Regions from separate parts of the Homo sapiens genome. Here region 2 is linked to region 1. The links are chromatin loops, found by intact Hi-C in ENCODE. Cell type or tissue: A673. All regions are shown on one strand.

Region 1 (2,500 bases):
CTGCCCACTGCAAGCTTGTCCTGAGTGTGGAGAAAAAGCCACATGATATTCAGGGTACAGTGCTTGGTCCAGGGTAAATGCCTGATGAACAGCAGCTATCACGATTGCATCACACTATTTAGCTGAGCTGTTGTTTCCACTAGGCAGTTTAACTGCTAGACAAGTAACACAAGGAATTTCCTAAACAAACTTCTGGAGATCAATCTTTGACTAAGGTACTAGTTAATATTACCGTATAAGAAGATACGTTTTGGGGTGAATCACAAAACAAAGAAAATAAAGGGGAGGGAGATTGAAATAAAAATAGAAGGCCTGTTTCAATACTGGAACTTAAATCACTATAAATGGATGCTCCATTCTATGTCTGAAGTTCCTATAATATTTTATAGGAACCACACTTTACTATTTTTCTTCCAAGGTCGGGGAAGTCCAGGTTCCACTTTGTGCTTCTAACTGCAATATTTAAACCGTAATCCCTCTGTACTGTCCTTCCGGCAGGAATTAAGTCAGATAAGCAAAGAGCTTTAAATCTCTTCATGAAAGAGTGCCGACAATAATTGTTGAGAATCACTGTTATTCTGACATTTTAGATCCTTCATTCTTCTCTCTTCAGAGAAATGGATGCCCAGGTGTAAATATAATAGGATTTAAAAACGAGGAAAATGAGTAGCAAATGGATTTCAAAACATAAACAGAGTCCATGCTCATTGGTATACTTAAATCTACTTTTTCTTTTTCTTTTTTTTTTTTTTTTTTTTTTTTAGCTTAGGATACTAGTTGCTTTTTAGTGCACCTTAAAAGTGAACCTGCAAATGCTGAGAAGTTTAAGGGACTTTAAGGTCCCTTCAACTACAGCTGTCCCCAAGGTTTCAAGTGAACAATAATGAGATAAATTTAGTTCAAGGCTCTACTATCCTATAGGCAAATTGCTGAGTTTCTTTATTCTAGATAAGTACAGGAAACCAATATGCTGAAATACTGAGATCCTAGGGGTATTAAGATACTGCCAAAAAGGAAAGGTGTAACTTAATCAATTAGATCAGATTTGCTCTTTAATACCTTCAAGCCAAGTTTTAAACTTTTGCTCTCCTCTCCTTTTTTAAGGGAACCCCTGGATAATTGAAACAATTTTGAGACATCTATTTCCATCGTTGATAATTAGGTACCGTGTGGGCCACTAATACATAAGCATCTGTGTTGGCTGGGGGTAGGTGTAGGGGGTGCTTGGGGAGAGATTTAAACAAACCCTTTCCTCTACTTGCAACATCTCTTAAAAGCTTGTCATCATGTTACTTCCTATTTCTTTAGAGTTCATTTGTTTAAGACGGAAACGTGCTTCATCTTGTTCGCTTTTTCTGCATTCTTTGTAAACTTAATATTCTAATTAGCCCCAACACGGAAAAGAATGTAACACAACTGTCTTAGTTGTGCCATAGAGTTAGAATCTATCTATTAACATGTTTTAGTAATAACAAGAAAAATAATAAAAACAAACCTATTATGAGAAGCTGCCCATGCCAATAAATTTGAAACATTACCAGGAATATAAAGGAAGGAAGGAAACAGGTGAAGACACTCACAGCAACAACAAAAAGGTAGGAAGAATAAATAGGAGAGAGGAAGGGAGGTAAGAAGGAAGAAAGAGAAAAGGAGGGAGGGGGGCTCAGGAAACTGTGGAAAACAAGTGTCATAGCTTAGCTCATATTTAATCTTGTCACCTCACTAATCCTGACCTCACTATGGCAAGAGAGATGAAAAATTTCCTTCTGCTTAGAGAGTTGGTGATTGAGCTGGGAATGGGGTTACCAGATAATCTCCAGCCTAATTAAAATTTAATTGTAAAAGCAATGAAATTTTTCAGCATAAGTAAGGAATATTGGCCAGGCACAATGGCTCATGCATGTAGTCCCAGCACTTTGGGAGGCCAAGACGGGAGGATTGCTTAAGCCCAGGAGTTCCAGACCAGCCTGGGAAACATGGCAAAACCCCTGTCCCTAAAGAAAAAAAAAATACATAAATTAGCCATCAGGAAGCTGAAGTGGGAGGACTGATTGAGCCTGAGAGGTAGTGGCCACAGTGAGCCATGATTGCACCACTGCACTTCAGCCTGGGTGACAGAAGGAGACTCTGTCTCAAGAAAACAAAACAAAATAAAACAAAAGTAATAACTATTGCATGGGATTCCCTTATGCTAAACATTTTTTCATGGTTTATTTGAAATTCACATTTAACTGACATCCTTGGTTTTTATTTGCTAAATCTGGCAACTCTAGCTAGAAAGGATAAGTAAAAATTTTAAGAAGTTTCTTAAATTTCTTAATTTAAGATTTAAATTTAAAATTTCTTAATTTGAAATTGGATTTTTGGAACCTGAAATTGGAAATTTCAAATTTAATTCCATATGCTCATCATCTATATTCAATAGTTAACTAACATTTTGCCAATCTTCAAGGTAGATTGCCAGGATGATAACAACTCTTAAGTTTCTGGTAGATAGATG
Region 2 (2,500 bases), 340 kb after region 1:
AGCCCTTACGGTCAGAACCATGCCTTCTTTCACCTTTCACAAGCTGTCTTCTGGTCACTGAGACTAAAGCTGTTTAAGGCCAACCCACTTGGTTTCACTTAAGGAACATACGTCTTCCTCGAGAGACTAGCAGGACTTGAAAATTGATAAAAAGTTGAACCAGCCTAAGTCCCTCAACACCCAACCTCTTTTCACCATGTATATATAGTCAAAGAAGAATAATGTTTTCATCATAGCACAATTCTAGCTTGTGTCTAATAAGAACTGTAGACCTATGGGAAAGAAAGAAATAATGGTGTTGATCTGTCACTGAATATGAAGCTGTCCACAATTAGACTAATAAATGGAAATCAGAATGCTTAGCCTCTGCTTACTGAGTGGATTTTAATTAAGTTGTTAAAATCATTTTGTGTGATCCCAAGGGATGAATCCAGGACTGATGTGTGAACACTACAGTGCAAGGATGGGAGAAATAACACTTACTGAGCACATATTGTATACTGTGATAAATTGTGGCATGTACTTTCTGAGAGATGAAGTTGTTTAAAAATAGATTCATCTGCCTTAAAAGATAATGGGTTGCCTGGTACTGGAGGCATTCAAATTCGATTTTCGTTCAATTTCTACTTTTTCCAATAATCCTTCTGGTTACTCCACTTTTCTGGATCCTGGTACACTTTTTATTTTGCTAATGCATTTTTCTGCTTCTATTCTTACCTCCTAAAATCATTGCAGTTAGAGTAATAATTTAAAAATGTGAAATGCATCAAACTATACTGAAAACACTTCAGTGACTTTTAAATACAAATCAGAGCTCTTAACATGCAGTACATGGCCTGGCTGGCGCTACCTTTCTAATTCCATTTCTTCCACTCTCCTCCATGTACCCCAGGCTCCAGACATGGAGCCTTCTTTCTGTTGTGTGGACAGGCCATGCTCAAGCTTTCCTCAGCCCATTTGCACTTTCTGGGTCTTCCGTCTGTGATAGTCTCCCCTCAGAACAACACCGGCCCCAGTTCAACATTGGGATCTCAGCAAAATGTTTCCCCCTCAGAGAAACCTATTTTAATAGCCCTTTATGAAATATAAAAGCCCTACTTGCATTCAATCACTTTAAAACCTATTTTGTCATTGTATTCTTTTCATGTCCTCCACTTATACCACCAGAATGTGTGTTCCAAGAAAAGAGAGGCCTTGTCTATTTTATTCAGAACTGCATTTCTAGCACTTAAAGTGGTGTCTGGATGGGAAAACAAGGAAGGAAGGAAGGAAGGAAGGAAGGAAGGAAGGAAGGAAGTGAAGGAAGGAAGGAAGGAAGTGAAGGAAGTGAAGGAAGGAAGGAAGGAAGTGAAGGAAGGAAGGAAGGAAGTGAAGGAAGGAAGGAAGGAAGTGAAGGAAGGAAGGAAGTGCAGGAAGGAAGGAAGGAAGTGAAGGAAGGAAGGAAGGGTTAAAAGGTTCTAAACTACCTATTTTAAGCAGTTTGTTAGCCAATACGTGTTTACCAAGTATTGCACAATTTCATTTTCAAGCTTTAAATGGATTTTAAAGATAAACTGACACATAACCCAATCCATGTCCTTTTTCCTACAAACAAATTGTCTTATTTAATCACTCTGTTACAGAGATGGAGAAATTGAAGGCCTGTGCAGTTGACTTGCGCAGGGTCATGTGGCAAAGCTGAGACATGTTTTTTTCCACTGCATCACCCTGGAATTTCTTAAACACTCCAACCAGACTTACACCTTTCCTCTAAAGAAAGCAAGAGAGAGTTCAGAGTCCTTATTTTTAAACCTGCATTAAATGGAAACCTTTGGAAGAGCAGGTGGTGGTAATGCTATGAATCTGGCTCAGCAAGGGAACACTGAGGTCATGATATTTTTCACATTTAGTAACTTCAAAAATATAGAGATGACGTAAACTTCCTAAGACTTGTTGCCAGCCTAGCGATACTGGTAACTCTGGGCAGGAGGGCACGTCATTGGTCATGACAGACACATGCATGGCCAATGAGCTCTCTCTAGTCAAAAGAGATGCTCTGGTAATGTTTTCAGATAGCTGTCTTGGATTCACATCCTGCTTACAGTAACACTAGCAAGGCTGCTTAAATTTCCTGTTAGATACATGACAAAAATATCCTATGATGTGAAGAAGTTGCTAAGACCAAATAGTACCTACTTCATAGAGTCGAAAGATTTAATGAGTGAAAACATTTAATATGCTTTGCACAATCTCTGGTACTTAGTAGTGCTCATTAAATGTCACTTTTTAAAATAAAATACTAGTTTAGATGAAAGTGCATTTTAATGTTCTATATTTCTGAGTTAAATTGGGCTTCTTATCTCTCTGCCTGCTCCGATCTCTGCTTACAGTAACACACTTGACAATGGAAGAATCATGTAATCATAGGTCAGACCCTAAAGGAACATTCAGAATGGTCGCCTGCTTACAAGTTAGGTGACTGAAGCAAACAGAGAAAAATGGCAACAGACTGAGAGACTTA

Evidence for each region. A loop is a pair of places that touch in the nucleus more often than their neighbours do. Peaks named below come from ENCODE experiments on the same cell type or tissue, not always from the same donor. Only the 100,000 strongest peaks of a DNase experiment are listed, where the experiment ranks them.
Region 2: a loop joins it to region 1, with 6 times the contacts of the local background. A loop is called at or near these places in 2 of 110 quality-filtered maps.

The regions. Positions count from the first base shown.
Region 1 is chr3:189,837,303-189,839,802 of GRCh38, reverse strand. The region is part of intron 4 of TP63 (tumor protein p63); the gene reads right to left. Among named protein-coding and RNA genes, the nearest start is that of MIR944, 8.6 kb to the right of the region's middle. In A673, no CTCF peak of the experiment used is centred here; DNase peaks (open chromatin) are centred at 1,282 and 1,712; H3K4me3 peaks cover 475 bases; H3K27ac peaks cover 2,500 bases.
Region 2 is chr3:189,499,994-189,502,493 of GRCh38, reverse strand. No RefSeq gene overlaps it. Among named protein-coding and RNA genes, the nearest start is that of TP63, 130 kb to the left of the region's middle. In A673, no CTCF peak of the experiment used is centred here; DNase peaks (open chromatin) are centred at 1,163, 1,563 and 1,953; H3K27ac peaks cover 2,500 bases.